Regions from separate parts of the Mus musculus genome. Here all the other regions are linked to region 2. Evidence: chromatin loops called from intact Hi-C (ENCODE). Cell type or tissue: heart. All regions are shown on one strand.

Evidence for each region. A loop is a pair of places that touch in the nucleus more often than their neighbours do. Peaks named below come from ENCODE experiments on the same cell type or tissue, not always from the same donor. Only the 100,000 strongest peaks of a DNase experiment are listed, where the experiment ranks them.
Region 1: it touches region 2 in a loop (4-fold over the local background); 3 of 42 quality-filtered maps call a loop at or near these places.
Region 3: a loop joins it to region 2, with 6 times the contacts of the local background. A loop is called at or near these places in 10 of 42 quality-filtered maps.

What each region holds. Positions count from the first base shown.
Region 1 is chr3:37,582,583-37,590,582 of GRCm38, forward strand. The region is part of intron 2 of Gm36412 (a long non-coding RNA gene); the gene reads right to left. Among named protein-coding and RNA genes, the nearest start is that of Gm36412, 16 kb to the right of the region's middle. In heart, a CTCF peak has its summit at 4,115; a DNase peak (open chromatin) is centred at 3,699; H3K4me3 peaks cover 1,044 bases; H3K27ac peaks cover 1,333 bases.
Region 2 is chr3:37,636,825-37,644,824 of GRCm38, forward strand. It overlaps Spry1 (sprouty RTK signaling antagonist 1), which reads left to right and starts at 3,123. Exons shown (of 3, transcript NM_011896.3): 1 at 3,123-3,281; 2 at 3,696-3,984; 3 at 5,731-7,775. The coding sequence starts at 5,786. The coding sequence ends at 6,727. In heart, CTCF peaks have their summits at 2,960 and 4,153; DNase peaks (open chromatin) are centred at 3,027, 4,157, 5,627, 6,217 and 1 weaker place; H3K4me3 peaks cover 2,986 bases; H3K27ac peaks cover 1,664 bases; H3K27me3 peaks cover 1,093 bases.
Region 3 is chr3:37,972,323-37,980,322 of GRCm38, forward strand. The region is part of intron 2 of Gm20755 (predicted gene, 20755); the gene reads left to right. Among named protein-coding and RNA genes, the nearest start is that of Gm22899, 19 kb to the right of the region's middle. In heart, CTCF peaks have their summits at 4,514 and 7,761; DNase peaks (open chromatin) are centred at 3,029, 3,369, 4,429 and 6,329; H3K27me3 peaks cover 894 bases.

The sequences.
Region 1 (8,000 bases), 54 kb before region 2:
CCATGGCCTCTGCATCAGCTCCTGCTCCCTGACCTGCTTGAGTTCCAGTCCTGACTTCCTTTGGTGATGAACAGCAGTATGGAAGTGTAAGCCGAATAAACCCTTTCCTCCCCAACTTGCTTCTTGGTCATGATGTTTGTGCAGGAATAGAAACCCTGACTAAGACATCCTTTTTCTGGAGTCCTACTGGAAGTGCATAGGTGTTTTAACTTGCTTCTTCCTCTCAAGACAACCTGAGCATATCTCAGAAAACACAAATACTTTATTTGAAAACAGAGAACTGACACTTAAGTAGTAGCATTTTACATCTTGATGCCAGAAGCATTAAAGCCTGAACAGTAAGCATCAGTTGGGGGCTGGAGAGATGGCTCAGCAGTTAGGAGCACCGACTGCTTGCTCTTCCAGAGGTCCTAGTTAGTCCTGAGTTCAATTCCCACCAACCACATGGTCTTATTGGGATCTAGTCCCATCTTTTGGTGTGTCTAAAGACAGCTACAATGTACTCATATACATAAACTTTTTTTTTTTTTTTTTTTGGTTTTTCGAGACAGGGTTTCTCTGTATAGCCCTGGCTGTCCTGGAACTCACTTTGTAGACCAGGCTGGCCTCGAACTCAGAAATCCACCTGCATCTGCCTCCCGAGTGCTATAAAATAATTTTTTAAGTCAGTTGAATACTGTTTTAAGTGAAGGATAAAGCTAAAGGAGTGGACTCAAGTTAGCAATTAAAATACTTGTTCCAGTACAAATAGAAGAGTTAAGACTATCTTTGAGCTGGGATTAACCACAGATTGAAATACCTTACCAAGGACCTAGCAGTAGAAACTATGCCAGGTAATCCAGTGGAGACAAAAAGGCTGTAGCACAGGGAAAAAAAATAGACTATCAGTAAACTATGGAGGGGAATTAATAAAGGTAATCTCCAGGCACTAACTACCCTCTGATTCAGAAATCCTACACTATTCTGCAAATCCTTGGGGAGGAATGGCAAAGGGAAAGCTTCAACCTTATTTGCATAATAACAGTATTCTAAACAGCTCAATTACCCAATATTATTTAAATCTACATAGCTTTTCCATACAGTAAAACATGCTGCTATTAAAAGGGGAAGAAAAAGGTGGGCGTGGTGGTGCACGCCTTTAATCCCAGCACTCTGGGAGGCAGAGGTAGGTGGATTTCTGAGTTCAAGGCCAGCCTGGTCTACAAAGTGAGTTCCAGGACAGCCAGGGCTACACAGAGAAACCCTCTCTCGAAAACCAAAAAAAAAAAAAAAGGAGAAAAGCTCTCCTTAACCTGATACCTTGTCCCAAGATAGAGTAACAATTCACCACAGCAAATGAATTTGAGCTGTAGACAGCATCTCTCACACTGTGTGCATCCTCAAGCAGGTGTCTGCAGATATGATTCATGCCTTCTAACTATGTAGTGGAGAAAACAAAACCCAGTATAGGAACAGTACCCAAAACAAAAGGCTGTTTAAATGATTTCTTGGTGATAAAAGAAGCACTATGTAGATGTGAAACTACCATGTGAGGGTCAGAGGGTAACACAATTGGCTGGATTAAGTATCCCACTGAAAAAAGACAAGAACCTCAAATTAGCCCCAGGAAAACAAAGCAGAAGTTAATACACAAAAAACAATAGAAATGACTGAGCCAGCAGCAGTCTTTGGAAGATGACATGCCCTTCTGTGTGTTTCAGAATGCACTCCTTCCAGATATGTCTCTGTCCGTATCCCTAAGCTGGATATGTGGCATCACCTTCACATGGCCCGAGTGACTTGTCAGGTGCAGCTAAGGATCTTGAAACAGTCTGGACCTCTTAATAGAACTGCTATAATCCATAAGGCTCTGAAGAGGTGAAGAAGCACAGCTGGCTTTGTGCTTGAAGGAGGGACTTCAGTGCAAAAACAGTGCTCCGGACAAAGTGGGAAAGCTCTAGAACCTCCAGAATGACTTAACTAGCCACTAGTCAATCATAACTCCATTTAAACGACCCATTTCAGGTCCTGTGAGCTAACGGTACATTTGTGTCGCTTTAATCCACTGAGGTGGCAATACATAATAGCAGAACCAGGAAACAATACAAATTCCAGCTGGATCTTTTAAAGATGACAAGTAGACAAAATTAGAAGAAAAGGAACCACGGTAAAAGGAAAATGTAAAATAAGGAAGTTGTATAGGTCCAAGAAAGTATGTGGAAACAAAGCCATAAGCATGAAAGTGCAGCTCCAGCAGAAAGGCCTGCCTGTAACACCTGCTTCATCGGGTCCTGGAGAACTGGTGGGTGCAGTCAAGTTAACAAGGCTAGACTTAACAGTCAGCCAAAAATAAGGTCCATTATTAAGTCCATTAAGTCCAACAAAATAAGGTCACATTATGGTTCGTGTACAATTCATACCTTTCTTGCCAATGCTAACCAGAAGTCCATTCTGCAAATCTTACCTCAAGTACTTTCCCAGATTCCCTGGTGGAGCCCATAATGTCGATCAACTATAGACTGGCAGTGACACCATCAGCTCTCCACAGCCTGCTCCTCACATTCTCTGCTGTCACCCCTTCTCGCCCTCGTTCTGCCCCTGCTCTCACAAGCTCCTCCAGGTGGCAACTGAGTTCCAAGGGACCTTACCTCTAACTTCCCCAGGGAATGTGCAAAAGCCAGAAAACCTCACGGGCAAAGACAGAAACTTGCAAACAAAACAAAATCAAGTTGTCCAGCTTGGCTATACATTAGTGCTCGTTCATCTGTTCATATGCGTGTCTACAAGTCCCTGCCGCTCTGCCACAAGAACCAGTCTGGGTGTGACCGTCTGGACCCCCAAGCCCATTGTGCCCTCCACTATGAAGTTGAAGACAAACTACATTCAGTTGTGTCAACCGTTTTCATTGTAGAGGAGTTGTGCTTTTACTTTTTTAAAACTAGAAGTTACTAGTTTTGTATTTGTGCCTGTGTAGTGCAAGCGCCCTTGGGCCACAATGGGCATGTGGACCTTTCTGAAGGTTCTGTTGTCTCCTTTCTCTGAAGGTCCCCGTAATTGTCAGCCTTGACAGCAAAGGCTTTCACCAGCTGAGCCATCTTGATGGCTCTGTACTAAGTTTTTTCAACCAATGATTCTTGCCCCCACCCAAAGAGTTTTTCCTCTGTCATGAAAAAAAGTCACCAGCATCAGTACATCACATGATCAGGGTTCTAGAAACACATTTCCACCTTAGAAGAACCTACGCTGGTGAGAACAGGAGGCATCAACTGCTCTGGTAGGGCTAGGACTGGGAAGCAACAGTTTGCAGGATGTCCTTGCTGGAAGCTGGGGATATCAGAAGAGACTTGATGGTTCCTGCCTCTTTGTTGGTGTTAATGAGCATCTTGTCTGTCGTGGTTCCCAGACTGGGCTCTCCTCCCCTCTGGGTGAATGAATGGGAGGGCTGGCTGTACATCCCCTCTTCCCTTACTCCCCTGTGCATCCATGGAGAAGCTGGGGGACTGCACATTGTGCATCCTGCGTTCCAGCAGCCCAGCCTTCTTGGCTTGACAGTGTGCTGCACCCTCCTCTTCTGATTCATTTTACTCTGATTTCTTCCTTTCCTGTGGACTTAATCAGCCAGCCCGGCACTGAGGACGAATTCCATTCGGAAACACACTGGGGAAGAAGGCAAAAGAATTTTGGCAAAATCACAAAATGGGAATAATAATACAGAGATCGGAATGGAACACCCACCCATCTCACCCGGGTGCTGGGAGAATTAATTAACGTCTGTAAAGGCCTTTGAGTTCCTTGGGGGGACGTGCCACCAGACAGCTAGCGTTATTGTGGAGGGATTATGTGCACAAATACAATACCAGGAGCCAGGATATTACTAAAAATAAAGCAGACTTTTCTGTGAGGACCTCAAGGAAGGAAATGCCTCTCTGGAAAAGCTTAACTCTCCTTTAATTCCATCGCTTGGGCTGCCGGGGACAGAACAGCAAAGCCGAGATTCCACTGTGAGAAGAGGATTATGTTTTCTGAGCATTGTCAAGGTGCTGGGGAACAAAACAAAATCGCTGGTTTGCCAAAAGAAGGTTATAGTCTTTGGACAAGAGATTAAGAGACTGTTTGGCTAGTGCACTTCGTAGCCTGTCCGCAGGGGGAAAAGGCAACAGGAAAGCAAATGTTTGTTTGCATTTGAGGGAAAAGAGTTTTTTACAAAACGGGAAGAAAGGGAACTGCCTCAGATGAAAGCCGCCATCAGCAGCGGCGCCCTCAGTAAATCTCCCAGAATTCCCCATGTATTTTTTTCCATCTGCGTGTCTCTCAAGCAGACACTTCCAAATCCTAGATGGTTAAAACAAGGAAGAACCCTGCTTGTGTTTACAGAGGAAGACCACGTTAACTTTATACGGTGGAAAGAGCAAACAAGCAAACTTCTTTGGCTCATAAACAGGGAGGCTCTGTCAGAGGTTCCCGTGGTGTTGAAGAGCTCTGGCCTCTTTAGGTTAACAAAACTGCCTGCCCAACGGGGAAGAAATCCTGTCCTGTTCCTAGCCCCTCCTTTCAGCCCCTTCTCTTCTCCTTCCGCCCCCTTATTTTGTAACAAGGCCTCTGGGGCCTGAAGCAGATTAGCAAACAAATAAATCCTTTAATGTCCTGGAATACTTTCCCAGTATAAATGCGATTAATCTGCCAACCCAGCAAGTTCAGCACATCAAATACCCCAGCTGTAGAAAGCCATTTCTCCGGCCCCCTAATTTATGGCAGAAAGGTCATGTTATTTTGATGTTTGTATTGGTTAGACTTTCTTCCTCTGTTTTCTATCTTTGAAAGTGCACTTTATGCAACCTTAGAAAACATCAAAGCCTCTAACAACATCCAGTGACACACAGTAGGAACAGCCGTCCCCAAAGCCTTCTGGGCGTACAAACAAGCTGTGAGTGCTCACCCAGCGGAATCATGGGAATCTGCCCGGCCCTGACAGAATTCAATAGCTCTGTTGGTTTGTTTTATGGTTTTCTGGTTTTTTGAGGTAGGGTTTCTCTGTACCTTTGGCTGTCGTGGAACTCACTCTGTAGACTACACTGGCCTCGAACTCACAGAGATCCACCTGCCTCTGCCTCCTGAGTGCTGGGACTAAAGGCGTGCGCCACAACAGCCCGGCTTCCACTGGTTCGTTCTAAGAACTAGAAAGGACTGGGCTTGAGGTGAACAGAGAGGTAGGTCATGTGGTCTCTGACCCTAGAATTAGAATTAGAGAGAAGGCACATCACCCCGAGACTTGCCCATCACTACCTGCTGTTCCCACCAGTCACAAACCTCCCTGTGAGAAGCTAGGGTGAAAAGACTGTTTTGGGTTATTTCTATGAAACCTTTGTGTAAGCTCTGGTTCACATTGGCTCTTCCTTTTCTGCCGCTCACTTGACATTCTGTCCCCTGGTTAGGAAGCAGGTCCTCCCTGGAGGGCATCATCCTGAGTGAGGTAACCCAATCACAAAAGAACTCACATGATATGTACTCACTGATAAGTGGATATTAGCCCAGAAACTTAGTATACCCAAGATACAAGATACAATTTGTAAAACACATGAAACACAAGAAGAACGAAGACCAAAGTGTGGTCACTTCGCCCCTTCTTAGAATTGGGAACAAAACACCCATGGAAGGAGTTACAGAGACAAAGTTTGGGGCTGAGATGAAAGGATGGGCCATCTAGAGACTACCATACCCGGGGATCCATCCCATAATGAGCCTCCAAATGCTGACACCATTGCATACACCAGCAAGATTTAGCTGTCTCTTGTGAGGCTATGCCGGGGCCTGGCAAACACAGAAGTGGATGCTCACAGTCAGCTAATGGATGGATCACAGGGCCCCCAATAGAGGAGCTAGAGAAAGTACCCAAGGAGCTAAAGGGGTCTGCAACCCTATAGGTGGAACAACAATATGAACTAACCAGTACCCCCGGAGCTCGTGTCTCTAGCTGCATATGTAGCAGAAGATGGCCTGCCTAGTCAACCATCATTGGGAAGAGAGGAGGCCCTTTGGTCTTGCAAACTTTATATGCCTCAGTAGAGGGGAACGCCAGGGCCAAGAAGTGGGAGTGGGTGGGTAGGGGAGTGGTGGTGGGGGGGGGGGTGTGTGTGGGACTTTTGGGAAAGCATTTGAAATGTAAATGAAATAAATACCTAATTAAAAACAAACAAACAAGAAGCAAGCCCTCAGGTGGTGGTTGATAGAACTGGGAGGTCCTCAGTTGTGAGCCATAAGTATCCCTGTGGCATGAAGACTGGAGAGTTCCCTCTGTGACCACACAGGGTCTCCTCCAGGTCTCTGCAGTAAAGCAGTAAGAGCATTAGGGTGGGGCCAGAACTCATGTCCATCGCTGGGGAACAGTGAGGAGCTGTGTCTAGCAAAACAGCAAGGCAGCAATATAGCTACAATGAGAATCCCCCACACCCTTTGTGTATTCTAAAGCAACTACATGCTTAGACAGGATGTGCCTCTTAGGAATAAAGACACATTTAGGCAAATGCAGAAAATAGCGAAGACCCAAACACAGGGAAGGTTGTAACACAAGATAAAGTCCCATCAAATGTGGATTCTCTAGTGGTCCTGCCTGGGGGAAGAATACACAGATAAGCAAATCTGGATGTCATGGCATGCACCTTAAACCCAAGACTTGGGAGGCAGACACAGCCCAGGAGAGCCTGGTCTACACAGCAAGTTCCAGGGCAAATAGTGATATGCAGACCTTGTAACTAACTAAAAACTGAGCACTCCAAACCCAGTAATGGCAATGGATTAATCAAAGGTCCTGACCAATGTGCAGTGCATACACACTGCACATTAAAACCACAAATGACAATTTTGTAAATGTGTACCATGAAGCCTGTGTCTAAAACAACAGGAAGGGCACATCTCACACAGCTCCGGGACCCCAGGACTGCTTCCCACTACAGCTGCTGGGAAGTTTGCAGGCAGGCATCCCTGGGACCTTTTAGAAGGCAGTAAACACACCAGTGTGGGATTAAAGCCACACTTGTGCCTTCGTTTCACCTGAATTGGCTCTGTGAAGACCTTTTCTCTATCTATAGCCACAGTCGGAAGTGCCCATGGCCAGGACCTCAACACATTTCTTTCTGGGGAGATGAAGCAGCTCGGTCCTTAGCATCATGAGCGCCTGGTTTTTACGGCCCATAACAGAAGTAGAAAAGACAGCTATTTTCACCCTGCACTCTGCAATAATCAGGTTTTGACATGGTTTTCTTTTGTTTGTTTTTGTTATTGCTGTGTTAAATGTTTGAATGGAAGAACATGGAAAAGAAACTGGAAAAGTCCTGAAAGACCACTCAGGGAGGTGGGGGATCGCATTCTTTGAAAAATGTTTTCTTTTAAAAATATTATATTATTTAAGGATCTCATGCTATGTATTTTGATCATATTCACTTCCCATTCCTCCCTCAACTCCTCCCAAGTCCATCCCCACCTCTCTATTCCCCATAACTGTGTCCTTTAAAAAAATCATCTATGGACTCCAATTTTACTGCCCATATACTCCTGGGGTAGAGCCAGGAGTGTGGTAGACCTACTGGAAACCATATTCTTAACATCTTCCTGCCGGGCAGTGGTGGTGCATGTCTGTAATCCCAGCACTTGGGAGGCAGAGTCAGGCGGATTTCTGAGTTCGAGGCCAGCCTGGTCTACAGAGTGAGTTTCCAGGACAGCCAGGGCTATACAGAGAAACCCTGTCTCAAAAAACAAAAAACAAAAAAAAAAAAACCAAAAAAACCATCTTCCCCAAGAAGCTACTAACTCCATAGCTCCTCATTTAAGGGTGGGAGTTCCTGACCCCCTCCCTACTCCACGATAGAATGCCGACTGGCTTGATCTTAGGCAGGTCTTGTGCAGGCATCCGCAGTAGCTGTGGGTTCATGAATGGACCAGTCCATTGTGTTCAGAACTCTCTGTTTCACTCTGTTCTCCCTATGCCCTGGCTTTTAGAATCGTTTTGACCCTTCTTCTGTGATGGT
Region 2 (8,000 bases):
TTTTCTTACAGTTCCATTTGGAAGGCCACATAATTAGGTTTAAACCAGATGAGCTTCTTATGCACATCTGTAATGATGAAAATGGTGAGAAGAGTTCAGATGAGCAATTGCTGTTGGCCAGGATTTACTTCAATGGACCATTTGCTCCTCTTATCAAAAGTCAGATGAGTAGAAGCTCCATTTACTTCCTTATGGAAATGATGTGCAAGCCAGGGCGAGGGAAGCAGGATTTAGATGCTGTTGGATAGGCAGGAAATGCCCATTTGGTACTGGGACAGAGATGCTTCCTTGTGTGAAGGTAAGGCTCTGGACAGAGACAGTCTGAGGCAGTTTGCGTGAACACTTGTCACTTTGAGTCACCTGCTTATAAGGAGAGAGGCTCTAACTCAACCAAAACACTGGAGACCAAGTAGTCAGTGGGGCTGAGTCTGTAAAACATTCAGAGTCCTTTACTCGGGGCACGACTTCATGGCTCCCACTTGCAGAATGTAAAATCATGAAGAATATGAGAGGGTAAGAACCATGCTTCTGAAAATGAGGGAAATGTTTATGGAAATCTTACAGAATAGGTTAGTCTTATTTCAGTCTTCTACAAAGACGGTTCATAAAAGGAAACTGAAAATAACACGGCCCACCCTTGCAGCTTGTCTGAGGATGTTCAAGAATACAGGGTTTATTGCCCTAAAAGGAAAGGAAAGAAGTTAATTCCCTTTACTGGATTCTTATGGATGGATTCAAATCCACTAAGACATCAACTTCTGTGATGTTTTGGTTTCAACTTTGTTTCTCAACCGCATGCAAGGCTATGAATGATAATATAGTTAATTTCACAATTACTAATGTAACTTATCATGACATCACAGAAATACTGGGCGATTTAGAAAGTATTGCTTGTCAGTCTGGAAACAAACAAAAGTATTGTTTGTCAGCCTGGAAGTGGGTACACAATGGCTCTGATGTTTTTATTTGGGCAAATCTATAAATCAACAAGTCCTTTAGTGCTTTGATTTCTTTTAAGTCACACACACTTCTGAAGCCTTTGCCAGGCGAAATTTTCACTTTATTCTCTCTCAACAAAAGAGATGGATAATTGTGTTTTCTCATGAAAGTGAAGAAAGTGTTGGGCTTCCCTTCCTACCAACTCTATTTAGACAGATCTTATGTAGGGAAGTAGGAATTACTGACATTTCCCTGATGACCCTTATATCTTTTTCAAAAATGTTCCCTACCCCAGTTGTTTATTCCTAGACTAGACTCACTGCAACTGAGCTTACTAAATAAAGCACAAGGTCTGTTTTAAACTAAAAATTTATAGTTTGTCTCAAGTCTCATGACTGCAGGCAATTAAAAAGGTGAAGCTGACTTCATTAAATGTCTTCCAGATTCAAGGTTACTAAATCCTAACCTAGGAACGTGTGATCTCAAGAAACACACAATGGAGGCATTTAAGCAGAATCAATTTTGTGCAATATATTTGATTTTGAAATAGACCATGACCTTTGAAGGTAATATTTTTAACATTTTATGGATTATTATTACTATTATTATTATTAAAAATTTTTAAACTTAAGAGATTTGTTTTAGCACATCTCTGGTCCAAATATTCTGAAATGTAAATAGGAATCTTTGAAATTATGTTTTTATAAGTGTTATGTGGTTCAAACTCTCCATTGTTGCCTCTCCTCATCTTATTACATTGGAGAATTGGCCCCAAATTTGTGCAGACAGCTGGGAAGAGCCAGATAACACACTCTGATGAGATACTGTATTTCTTACTTGACACTGCAAATCTCTTCACGCACAAAAAGAACAAAAGCAGATCCACTGGAGAAACCTCATTATGCTCCTACATCTGTGAAAAATAGACAAGACACAAAAGCCCCACCAACTCTACATTTGAAAATATGACTTTAACACATCCCCTTGCATGAAGGGTGAACAAACAGCTTCTTGGCTTTTAATACGTTCTATTACCTTCTAGTGCACTTTCTTACTGCTGATCTTCTTCATAGGGAGTGTCCTGGGTTCCTTGCATGTAATTCCACACATAACCGTGAATTCTAAAAACATTCAAAAGCTTGCAAATGCATTATGCCAACAACAACAAAAACTTTATAAAAACTCACTGCAATTGTTAAGACTTAAAAAAAAAATTACTTTGAACCCAAAATATCCTAACTCACATTCACAGGTGATTTAGATCATGGAGTTTTTGTTTATCAAATACCATTCCTGATAAAATTCCCTGGAAAAATATTTTCTATCAATATTTTGGGGGTCTTAGGTTATTTTTAAAACTCTATGGAATTTTTAATTCCACATACAGCCCTTTTCACTACATCCTGAGCTATAGCGTCCATATAATAAATAACCAAATTCCATAGTATGTAAAGACGCAAAAAGCATTCCCAGCTTACTAAAGTCCCCCACCCCGTGACAGACATATGGCTAAAGCTAAAACTTCCTGATGAGTTATGCTTATTTTATTTCATTTAAAATGCATTGGTGTTTTGGACAAAATTATACAAACATTACAAAGCAGGAAGAACTTGGGCCCCGTTTTCTCCCCTTCCCCTCCCCCCGTGTAATTTTAGGGATCGTATCACAAACCAAATGGAGCAATCACTAAAACCCCACAGCAGGAAATCCCACCCTTTAGTGTGTAATTATATTACATTTGCAAAAATGACTGTTCTTTCTGAAACTTTCATATTTCGCATGATCTGAACTTTGCACTTTTCCCTTTATCTGGGGGCACGGTGTCATGGTGTACACATTTTTTTTTCCGTTGTTGTTGGTGGTTTGTTATTGTTTTTTAAATGTTCTTCACAACTCTTTTTAAACTCAACTCTAAGGGTGGCTGCACCAGTCCCCTTAAATTGGAGGCTGACAGCTCACGACTGACAGGGGCCCTGGAATGCCCGCTCCTCCCCAGTTGCGCTCGCAGGACTCCTGCAGGCAATCGACTTTTGTTAGAGCGTCCTCGAGTCCACATCCACGATCGCTGAAATCCTGCTCCGGGTTTTCGTGCAGCCCGCGTGATTGACACATGATATCACCGGGGGCGGGTCCCGGCGTGGAGGTGGAGGTGGCGGCGACGCTGAAATGCTGCGGAGCCCGCGCGCGAGTGCTCAGCACGCAGGGGTTTGCGGCGGCCCCGCAGCCAGAGCTCTGCGGGCTAAGGAGCGGCTGCGAGCGGCGTGCATGTGCCGGGAGGGCCGGCCCCAGGCTCTGCACTAGGTAAGAGCCTTCCCCTCCCGCCGAGGACCTGGCAAGATCAGGTGAGAATGGTGCTTTATTTTATTTTATTTTCGAGGAGCTGGACGTTTTCGGAGCTGGCTCTAGCTCTGTGCCCGGCGCTTTGCGGTCGGCCCTGCAGCGAGTTCCGTAGCCAGGCAGCGAGTTACGCGTGTGCGAACGCGGGCTGGCACCGCCGCGCACCCGCGTGTCTGTGCGCATTGTTGGGGACCGACCCGCCGGGCGCTCGTGCCAGACCTGACTTTTCCCGTCCCTGCGTGCGGGCTTGCCTCGCGCAGACGCGTCTCTCGGACGCGCTTTGGACTGCGGGGCATTCCGTGGGGGCAAAACGTGCACGGCCGTGTGTGTCCGGGGCTCGTGGCTGTCCATCTCGGCGAGCAGGACAGCGTCCCGGGCTGGCAAGGGACTCACGTGTTTCTGTCTCTGCTCGTCTGCAGCCGGCGTGGCGACTGCGGGGACGCGGACCTGCGGGGACCCGAGAGCCCGGGACGACGCCGGGCCGCGCGCCTGACGACCGGGACGGGACGGTGCTGTGGAGCGGGCGCCGCGCGCACCCGGCGGATGTCCCCGAGCCGCCCTCGGCCGCCGCCAACCGCGGAGAAGCGCCCCTGCCCGGGGGCCGCCGAGGCCGCAGCGCGGGCCATGCGCGCCCGGCCGCCCCGCCGCGCTTGATGCGGCGCGCGCTCCGCCCGCTCGGCGCCCCCGGCCGGCGCCGCGGAGGCCGAGGTGAGTGCGGGCGGCAGGTGCGGGCCGGGGCGGGCCGGGCGGTCCTGGCGGTCCTCGCGCAGCCCGTGCCAAGCGCGCGGCACCCGATGGCGCTGGGGACCCAGCGCCCGCCTGTGCTCGGAGCGCAGTGCCGCGGGACGCGGGGAGAGGGCGCTGCCTCCTCCCGCCCGCGAGCTGTTTTCATTCATAACTTTATCCGGCCGGACCTGCCGCGGCTCGGTGCCCCTGAGGTCTCGGCGTGGGGCCCAAGCGCCCGACGGTGCTACCCACACTGCTGTCCGCGGGTGCGCACCGGCTTCGCTCTGGACAGTTGCGGGGTGCCTAGGTGCTCCGCCTGAGCGAACTTGCTTGGGAATGCCCTGTAAAATGCAAATTAAAGCCGTGCCTAGGGGTTTCATAACTCAAACAAGCCGTGCCCACGTCTTCCTTTCTTGTGGATGAGACTTGGCATATTTAAAGTCTTCGTTATGGAGTTTTAAATTTTTAAAAAATAGATATGGCACAGGAGCAAGGATGGGCAGTTTTCTAGTGTCGTTTAGGGCTTCGGCACCACAACATGCTGTTATGGCCGTGCATCTCATGTGCGGAGAAGGTAGTTATAAGCTTAGAGGGGCCTCCAAAAAGCTAACACATATGTAGTCTGGGGACATTAGTTAGCATCCATAGTAAACCGACGTATTTGTTTTGATTTTCTTTGGATGCCAGAAAAGTGCAAAGGGGTGCCTTCTTGAATTAAGGTGCATCTGTGAGTTCGGAAGGCATTTGTGTAAAAAAATATCTTAGATACCTATTGCCCAGAAACAGAATCGAAAGAGTTTGGTCTGTCTCAGGAAGAATACGTTATAAATTGGAAGCTATTTCCTTTTGACATGGAAGTTGTGTTTGTTGTCTATCAGTGTATTTATTTTACTACAAAAAGCAGGTCAATTCAGGGCTTGTGAAAATCAAGGTCTGTCGTGCTAATAAATGAAGGGAATTAAATATAATGTAAAAAGACCAGGGCTCCTCTCCCTGCTTTAAAGGGCTGACACTTGTGCATAAGTTATCCTCGTTGTGTGGGGGAGCCTTGATTAACCTTTAAGGAAAGCTAAGTCCACACCGTCCGGGTTGTGTTCTTTGTGGCAGAGCACTCTTCATTCTTTGTAGCTTCCTTTGCTCGTCTCACAGATCTGTGTGATGAGCTAGCTTCAGACCCGGACTTCTGCTGAAAATGGCCTTTTGAGATTCCGAGTGAGCTTGGAATAGCCGGTGTTTTGGAAATTGCCTTGATTAATTTTCTCATTAATCTAAAGCTCGTAACAGCATATAAATGGCCGAGAGGCCACAGCACTAAAGCCATTCTTAATCTTTAAAAAGTAGCTGACATTTTCCTTACGTGAACTGCCAGTGAACTGACAGTGAACTCTGAGAACAGTTCCAGGGCTCACACTGAATTGCTCTTTCGAAGGCATATTTCATTTTAATTATTTGTTAGGTTTGCAAACAGGAAGACACGACTTCCTCTGCTTCTTAGAAGCTGGAGAGCAACTTCTAATTTTTAAGGCATGAGGTCTTTGCTGTCTTCCTGTGATATGGTCCTCTGCAATCTTTTTTTTGGAGTTGGACTCTGGCCAGGCTTCGGCATCATTGAAATCAGCCGATGAAGGGGATCATTACCAGGTGGCTTGGGGAATTTGTTACTTGACAGCAGCCCTTCTCCCCCAAATCCGCTTTCTGTCGCTTATTTTCTCTCTCACTCTTCTTTAGGATTTCAGATGCATGGCAGATTTCCGCTGACTGCTGGAACTGGAGATCACTCCACATGGATTCCCCAAGTCAGCATGGCAGCCACACTTCGCTAGTGGTGATTCAGCCACCGGCTGTGGAAGGCCGGCAGAGGTTAGACTATGACAGGGACACTCAGCCTGCTACGATTCTGTCCCTAGACCAGATCAAAGCCATCAGAGGCAGCAATGAATACACAGAGGGACCTTCGGTAGCGAGAAGACCTGCTCCTCGCACTGCACCAAGACCCGAAAAGCAGGAAAGGACTCATGAAATCATACCAGCCAATGTGAATAGCAGCTACGAGCACCGACCTGCCAGCCACCCGGGCAACGCCAGGGGCTCGGTGCTGAGCAGGTCCACCAGCACCGGAAGCGCGGCCAGCTCAGGGAGCAGCAGCAGTGTGTCTTCTGAGCAGGGCCTATTAGGACGGTCTCCGCCCACCAGGCCCATCCCAGGTCATAGGTCAGATCGGGTCATCCGGACCCAGCCCAAGCAGCTGCTGGTGGAAGACTTGAAGGCCTCCTTGAAAGAGGACCCCACCCAGCACAAGTTCATCTGCGAACAGTGTGGCAAGTGCAAATGTGGAGAGTGTACGGCCCCCCGGGCCCTGCCCTCCTGTCTGGCCTGTGATCGGCAGTGCCTCTGCTCCGCGGAGAGCATGGTGGAATACGGGACCTGCATGTGCCTGGTCAAGGGCATTTTCTACCACTGCTCCAATGATGATGATGGAGGTTCTTACTCGGATAACCCATGCTCCTGTTCACAGTCCCACTGCTGCTCCAGATACCTGTGCATGGGAGCCCTGTCTTTGTGCCTACCCTGCTTGCTCTGCTACCCTCCCGCCAAGGGCTGCCTGAAGCTGTGCAGGGGCTGTTACGACTGGACCCACCGCCCTGGCTGCAGGTGTAGAAACTCCAACACTGTCTATTGTAAGCTGGAGAGCTGCCCCTCAAGGGCTCAGGGCAAACTGTCATGACTTCTGGAGGTGGGTTGGACCTCCGCGGAATGTCTAGCTTCCAAACTTTGGCTGTTGGTATTAGAGGCAGATTTTCTTCTCGAGTCTCTCCTGCCTTGGATGGGCCTCAATAGGAGTGGACTGTGAAACTGCACCCAGCTTGTTCTCATTCCACCTCGAGGGTTCTGGGAGCAGCGAGGGCCTGTGTGCTGCATCCGCTCTCCAGCTGCTTCCGTGAAGATATACGCATGCCCGGATTTGGCCGAGAGTTGTTTGGGGTCTGGTACTGTGGGATCGTGGACTTAGTTTGGTTTATAAAAAAGTAACCATGTAAGTGCTTAAATAAGCTATATATTAATCTGCCTCTGATGAGATCTATCTTAGTGTCCTTCTCCTAGCCGGATGGGAGGAGCTACTCCTTAGAACACGGTTTTCCCAGCCTTCTCCTTACAGCCCTCTGAACCCCCCCCCCCCACAATGCATTGCGCAGATGCCAGTGGGTCGTCCCCGCACACCCCTTTGGCATAGCTCTGTGCGGTGTTGGTCTTCACATCAGATATGATGTTGGCAACCCTTTTCCTCCTCCAGCGCCCAGTATCTGTGAAGGACTTCCCTTCACGCCCCCCACTTCACTGAGGACACTTGGTAACTGTAGTTGAAATTCCTGTCTGATTTGCCCCTGGTATCTCAGAGCTACAGCTCCCTAAGGTGCCTTTGGCTCTTGGCCTTTTGACTCTTAACAGCTGAGTATTTCCAACCCTTCCTGTGTTTTCATTGCCTTAACCACAAATTGTGGTGCTTTTTTGTATATTTTATGTATAAATCACAAAGTTGAATCCTGGCTATTTTTAAGACAAAAGTCTGTTAAACTTTTTTTTATTGTAAAGAATATTTATTATGCGAATCTCTATTATTTTATGATATTTATTGCAAAAGACTGTTGAAATGTACTCATGTCTGAATATAACATATCACTACTTCAAGAAAAGCAAGGTGACTCGAAGAAAGTATATAAAAAACATCTATGTTAACTACAATGCAGAAAATATATTAATTAATGAAACCGGCTCTCGAGTGCATCTTTTTTTTTTTCAACCTGTACTGCTGTGGAATTGTTACGTGATTCAACCTTTTCAGACTTTAAGTAACAAAGTCCAGGCATAGGTGCCCTCGGGTTTTAAACAGTGCTTTTGGAAAGTACTGTAGTCAGAGTTGTATGGTCTCCATTGCTTCGTCAGACACCCGAGGGGGTTACTTTGGAAAGTGAAGGTTTTTTTTTTTTCTTTTTTCTTAT
Region 3 (8,000 bases), 340 kb after region 2:
TCAGTCTCTCAAATGCTGTGATTACAGACTTGAGCCCACATACCTCCATAGAGACCTTAAATGTCTTTGTATCTTAGAGAGCTTTCAAGATGGATTTTTGGGATCTCTCTCTCTCTCTCTCTCTCTCTCTCTCTCTCTCTCTCTCTCTCTCTCTCTCTCTCAAAACCCTATGTCTTACACGGTTTTCCTAAACCTGGGATTAAATTTTGCTTTAATTTTTTTACCTGTGTTTAATTTTTTTCTTTAATAAATTCCAACATTTTCCAAAACAACTTATGGGCATCTGGAACATTTTAAGCCACTCCTGGCTCTCATAGTGAGAGGAGGGTGCCACAGGCCATTGGTCCAGAAACTCCCAACACCCTGTCATGAGGAGTCTTCACAGGGAAGAGTGTAAATGTATTATTCCTACACTTGTGAGTCCCTCTGAGGTGACAGCAGGTGGAAAAACTGTCTTGACCACCCTTCAACCCAGCTGTTCTTCATAGATATGGTATACATGATTTTTTAATGCATTCATAATACATTGCATTTCGGTGTAGCCATTTTTTTTTCTTTTGCTGTATAACAAGTCCATCATACATTAGAAGCTAAAAAACATGCATACACTTTCTTTCTTGGAACACATAGGAGATTGTGCCCAGGGCCGCTGTGACACCAAAATCCATATGGGTTCAAGTTCTTCTGTAAAATGTGATAGAATTTGCCTGTTAGCTACACACAACCCTCTGTAGAGTGACCATCATCTCTAGATGATTTACTATGCCTCGTGTGTTTACTTAGCTGTCTGTCATATTAAAACTTGGCAAGTCTCACGGCTGTTTACTTGGTTCTAATCACTGGAACACCAGAGTCTCAGAAAGGGAGAGAGAGGGCCAGTGCAGGACTTAGAATTTGAGTATTAATGGGATGTTAGAGGAATGTTAAAAGGATTTCAGGTGTGGGACTTGAGAAAATTGGTTCTTCAATGTAGATCTTTTGGGAGTGGCTTATAGAAGACATCCCAGAGAAATCTTGTATCCTTTATATCCTGTGTCTATGCTGCAGGAAGATGACCCAATAAACCAAGAAGTAAGCCCTAAGAGACACTGACTTTATAGGCACAATTGTCTTAGACTCCATACTCTCTAGAACTGTAAGGGATACATTTCTGCTGACAGGATGAAAAAATGTTTTATTATACATGGTGTTATTTTCTTTATACTAGAGCTAGTACACTATATTTACCTGATGATTGGTTTCTTCTTCTCTTCTCTTCTCTTCTCTTCTCTTCTCTTCTCTTCTCTTCTCTTCTCTTCTCTTCTCTTCTCTTCTCTTCTCTTCTCTTCTCTTCTCTTCTCTTCTCTTCTCTTCTCTTCTCTTCTCTCTCCCTCCCTCCCTCCCTCCCTCCCTCCCTCCCTCCCTCCCTCCCTCCCTCCCCCCTCCCTCCCTTCTTTTTCTTTTTTCTGTTTTTTTTTTTTTTTGCCAAGGTTATGCTATCTGAACAAGGCAAAATCTGACCTTTAGACCCTCCTGCCTCAGCCTCCTTAGTGTTGGACTGTAGGTTTCCATTACCTTACTGGCTGTTAATTGACTTTTTAAGTTTTAATTTTCAAACATATGCATAATTGCAAAATATTTGTCTCAGAGAGGAAAGAGTTATTCTAGTTGTACTGAAATTCATTCTGATAAATAAATAAATAGCTAGAGGTAAAATCTGCCCTTTGTATTTAATATACTTGTTAATACATAGCAACGTTGTCCCTGCGACATCTCTGTGTGTACACCTATTGTGTCCTGATGCTGTTCAGCTTCCTCTTGCCCTCTCTCCTTGTTTCTCGCCGTGGTTCTCCCTGCTTGCTTTAGTAATCCTCTTGACTCCTTCTAGGTCTTAAAAATAACCCTAGAATCTCTGTGTGACTTACTTTATATAACACAATGACCTCCCAGCCACCAACGTCCCTGTAAATGACACAAGATTATTATTCTTTATGCTTGAATGCATACATTTACATACATATCCAATATATATTCCATAGTTTCTTTGTCTGTCCCAATGTCACGTTGGGTGCTTCTGTACTTTGGCTGCTGTGAATAACTCCCCAGTAAGTGGATCTCATGCATACTCACAAATCCCTTCCAGGGAGTCCCTCAGTGGTACACCTGGATTGGACTGTGGCCCTGCTGATTCTTGCTGAGGACAGCTGTCCTGACTCTGGGAGGTGGGATCTCACATGGTTTGGAACTCCATCTTCCTAATGACTGAAGACCATTTTGTTTGCAGGTATTTATTGGCTGTTTATCTGTAGTTTAAGGAGTATCTCTTCACACTTTATGACTATTACATTCATTATTAGATTTCTATTATTTCGCTATTTATTTTTAAGTTTTATTTAACGACTAAGATTTTTCTCCCATTCTATAGACTGTCTGCACTTGGTAGAAGTGTTAAAGTTTGTTATAATCATGTCACTGATTCTTGCTGTTGAGTTCTCAGCCACGAAGAAGTTGCCTTTGCTCATATCTCGACATTATTCTCTGCTTCTTCCAGATGTGACCACAATGCAGGTGTTTGATGGGAATCGGGTCTCAATGTTAAATTCGATCAATGGAGGACATGAGTTTTGGTCCTGGTTTTAAACAGACGATGTGCATGCATAAGATCGAAATTATTGCCCCCGTCAGAAGTGGGCCTTTGCTTCCTGAGGCAGATGACTTGTAAACCACAGTTTCACACTTTATAACATGCACAGGTTTGAGTCTGCCGCCTGTGATTATCCATTCCCCCGGGCTTTTGTGCTTGACTGTTTAATGCAATAACTTAGAAGGCATTGTCCCCACCCCCCCCACCATCTTAGGATGTAATTAATGAATAATTAACTGCTGCTAGACTCCAGAGATCCCATACCGACCCTCATAACTGTGTTTGCATCTCATGCGTGTGCCTTATCATAGTTGTCTGGCTTCTTGCTTCTCATTTCCTTGTGATAAGATTCTGGGCACATTGAGTCTCCGGAAGTAAGCTCGCAGGGCTGCCCCGCGAGTTTATTTGAGGAAGGAAATAATCAATTTAGAGCTATTAGGGCTGGAGCCCTTATCCAGCTCATTTCCTTGTCTAATGCTTCGCAAGCTGATATTACATGTTTAGACTTCAAAGCCTCAGCCCCGGGCTGTGAGGGCTTTCATTAACTCGCAGTTTCTCTGGAGCAGTGAGTGTTTGTCATTAACATGACTATAACCCACAGACTTGCAAACAGGGGCCATAAAAGTTGTCGGAAAAACTTGTGCCACTCAGCCCAGGGCTTTAGCTTAGGCCTCTATTCATTCTGTGTTGCTGGTGAAGTGCAAGGGCGGGTGGGGCCAGGCTCACATTCAGAGGTGTGTGTGTGTGAACATGGTGGCCAGAAGTCAACCTCTGCTATCTTGTCTGAGCAACAGTTCACCTAGTCTGGGGACAGGGTCTCTCACTGGGACTTGTCTAGCTGGCTAGACTGGCTGGCCAGTGAACCCAGGGGTTCTCCTGTCTCAGTCTTTGGGCTGCTGTTAGGATTGCACGTGCTTACCACCAGGCCAGGTATGTGTGTATGTGTGTGTGTGTGTGTGTATGTATGTATGTATGTATGTATGTATGTATGTATGTATGTATGTGGGTTCTGGGGCTCAGGCTTAGGTCCTCAGGCCTGGGTGGCAGACTCTTTACTAGCTCTCCCCAGCTTGATCCTCACAGTTTTTTATTTGCTTCGTTCCTTTCCCCTATAAGGTTCAGTGTCTTAAAAAATAAGAGTTTTGTCCTATCAGCAGAAGAGTGAAAACTGTAGATGGGTATCTAGTCCACATCCAGGTGGGGAATTTTTGCCCTCCCAGTCCCATCCCCCTTCCTGGTATTATACAATCTAATCCAGACACAGGCAGCAGTTAATGTACCATCAATAGGAAAGGAAAACAATCAAACAAAAAGAAGGGGAAGGAGAAGAAGAGAGAAGAGAGAAGAGAGAAGAGAGAAGAGAGAAGAGAGAAGAGAGAAGAAGGAGGAGGAGGAGGAGGAGGAGAAGGAGGAGGTGGAGGAGGAGGAGGAAGAGGAGGAGGAGGGAACAATTCAGGAATACTAGAAGGAAAAAGGGTGTTATCCTGAAGGCAAGAAGCTGACCATAAAAATCAATAATTATAAATCTGAGATTGTGACTATCTGCTAAATCAAGTTAGCTTGGTGCTCACTATGTGGTCGTCTTCTGGCTGTACACAGGACACTGCTTTCCTTCACTATGGATCTGAATAGGCTCCTGGGAAAGGCTAGTGCGCTCTGCCAGTTCTTAAGAGAGAGGTCCAGTTGGACAGAAGTAAGGAGACAGTTAAATGGGATCAGTACTTGTCTCGTGGAACATTGCTTCTCTTCCAGCTCCTGCGATAGCAATCGATGGAGGCACTTGGACCACCGTGGGAGGGCTTCCGGTCACACAGAGGAGCGGGTTCCAGAAGGGGCTGGGCTGCCAAGGATCTGCAGCTGCTGTTGGAGCCTCCCCTGGTCCGGAGTGGGAAAAGCAGAACAACCCCTGGGGAAACACGATAAAAACACGGAAATTGTAGGAAAATCACTAGCAGTTGTCTGGCTCTTTTTCTGTGTCAACGGGCTTTTGTTTAATGTTTTAGGTATCTGAACGCCACCGCGGAGGCTTTTGTTTGGTTTCCCTCTAATTAAAAATAGCCAGCTCAGCAGTGTATGGTTGTAACAGTAAAGATGAGAAAAGAAAATTCTAAGCTAACATAAACTCTCCTATCCTGTTCATAGTTCCTGGAAGAGATACCTCATCAGTTTAAAAAAATGTTTTTTGTTTTGTTTTTTTTTTGTTTTTTTTTTTGGGGGGGGGTGATGGTGGCGGTGCTTGTACTTACTGATCAAACACATTTACAATTAATATTTGTTTAGAATTTGTTTAGAGTCCCATTAAATGATTTTTTTTGGACGGGGATAATATTATCTTACGTTAAAAGAAAAAATAAGTGCCAAGCCCTCCACAAAAATCTATGAAAGAATTTAAAGACAGAACAAAGTTTTGTATTTTTAAAACATTGTTCTTTTTGTATTCCCACACATTCCTTTGGGAAAATGAAAGGATTGTTCTGACACATATCATAAAAGCTGGTTTTCTACACGATGGGATTGACTTGCTGTGAGAGTTGTCTTGTGATAATTTTAAACGGGAGTGTAAGAACAAACCTGGTTTTCTCAAGTGTTCTAGTAGTATTTTGAAAATTCCTTATGCCCAAATACAATGTAATATTTGATTTGGCTCAGATATACATTCACTCTATTCAGGTTGAATAGTCATTTGACTTACTAATCCCATGGTTCACCATGTCCTAGGAACCGGCCCCCTGCAGCCAAGGGAAGTAAATGCAGGTGCTGATCTCGCAGACTTTCTGGGTCTTGGTCTCAAGTATGTTTTAATCTCCTGGGTCTGGTGGGGAAATGGTGGCCTCAGAGAACAGACTGGCCTGGGCCAGAGACAAGCAAAGGAGTGCTTTTGGATCACACAGTGTGCAGGCACCATTTGGAATGTGTCCCCATCCTTTCCAAGTCTCCGACGGCCTCTGGCGCTTCCTTTGGACCTTAGTACCCCCCAGTGCTCTTTCTGTGTGTCTGTATTTTAGGAGGTGCTGGTACTACTTCAGGTTTTCTTTCTAACCCCCCCCTTCTTATGTTATTGTTTCTTTTTGAGCTAGGCAAATGACTAAATCAGAAAATGACAGACTCATCCTTGTATACTTATTTGTTACTTCTAAGTGTGGGGTTGGACAGGAGCAAAGATGGAGAGTTTGCACACACACACACACACACACACACACACACACCATGGCATGCATATTTTCTAATCTTGTATCTACCATAGCATTGTAGAAATTGGCATTTTTATAGGTGAAAGTGGTCAAATCGTTACAGTTTTAACAGGGATAATAGTTATAACACACCTGCATTTATAAGAAACACTAAGAAAATTGCTATTGTTTTTTATTATTTAAAAAAAGCTCTGAAATATAAATGTCTATTTAAAAATGTACTTAGAATCCTTCCCATCCCAGCTTCCTGAGAAAACCACACCAAATGTAATTAACGTAGCTTCAGATGTGCAATCCCCCGACGTACCATTTCACAACTGCATATGGTTTTTCTAAAAAACGTCAATTGCTTTCAGTTGTTGCTCTAAATGGATGGAAATTTGTAACATCACTTGCTGACTTTAGTCAAGTTTTAGTACCGGGATTATTCCAGCAAAAGCTGCCTGAGTTTTCACAGTGAGACACAGCGTTCCTTCGGCTGGCAGCCCGGTGTGGGCGGGGCCACCTCTTATCCAAGTTTCTCCCCTGTGGTTTTGATGATTCATCTGCCTCTTCCTGTCTCTAGATGGGGACCACATTTTGCCAAGAGTCCTGTTACACCCTCTCTTGTTAGTAGAGAATTGCTCCAAGCAATGTTCTCTTTCCTGTTAACACCTGCACCAAGCTGTTGAGGAAAGAGTTTTCAAAGCAATCCTTTAAAAAAAGATTCTTGTCTCTGTAAACGGAGGGAACATTTCTTCCAAATGTGAAAGTAATTGTTTATAGGGCCAAAATTACTCAGAGTTCCATCTAAATATTTAGTGTTAGTAGCATTCATAAGGTCAGTTGCTATAGTGAGGCATCTTCATGTGTACACCACATCAAAACCCACACTGTGGCCCAATACACTGTCTACTGTATTGTAATGACATCCTTCACAACAACTCATGGGTCCAATAGTTTACTGGAATGAGAAGAAAATTTAATAATATTTGTTTATTGGTACCCAGTGTTTGTAGTTATTAGCTTATTGTGAGTAATTTGATATTTTGAGAATATTCAACAGTTTACATATGGTGAATCCATCCATCCAACCAGTTTACCCACTCACCCACCCCGCCCACTTATTCACCCACTACGTTCCCATTCACATTCATCTACCCATCACTCACCCATTAAGGCGGCCCACCCACTCACCCATGTATCCACCAACCGCCCACCTATTTGCCCAACCCTCACATCTCTCCCTTCTAGTCTGCACACCCATGCCATCTATCTGTCTATCCATTCCATCTGTTGTCTATCCCCCTTCCTGGACACTCTAGAGACATTCTGAGACTTGGAAGTTTTGTAGAGAAGGCATCGTAGTTTCTGGACAGTTGGGGGAAAACTGAGTGGCACTCTGGTCAACAAAGTTCACAGACTACATACTCTTCATGAATATAGTTATAAAAATCCAGGACAGGAGAAAATAATCAAACACCGTCAACCAAAGCTGGCCATGGTGACTCAACATCTCAATTTTTTAGAACTCAAGAAGCTGAGGCAGGAGGATTGCCACAAGTTCAAGACCAGCCTGGACTACACAGTAACAGGTCAACTTGTGACATTCTGCAGTGAGATCTTGTAGTAGCAATGGCTCTCCATCCCATAAACCAGGACTGAGAGAAATCCCATCTAAAAAGAAGAATAATTGTAGTTTTACATTTAGAAACATATGTAAAATACATTATACACACCTTCAAAATTATTTCCCAGAGAACCCAAAAGCACACATTCCAGAGAAGTCCTATAACATCTGTCACTGCTTCTGCGATTGGAGACACATCTCAGTGATACCTGGGGGTTAAAGGAGGGATGAGAAGAACAGGCTGAAGGGAGGAGCAGGCCGACAGAAGGAAAGGAAACAGATCAGAGAATCCTAAACAGAAGAATAAAGCATAGAAAGACACAGCATCGCCCCCTATCGGAGGCCTTGCTTCCTGCAGTCTCAAGTGCTGATAACTCAGCTACTGCTTACAAATATTAATGAAAAAAGATGGAGGCTTGGGATTTTATTTCGGATTAGAGTGTGACCCTATGTGTCTATTTCCTTCTCTTGTTCAATGGTGTCTGTGCACACTTTTTGTTAGCAGGGTCTCTGTTTTTGTAATTGTTGTTTGGATCGGGTAAGAGTGCATGGCCCAACTTCTGCTGTTCCATGTAGG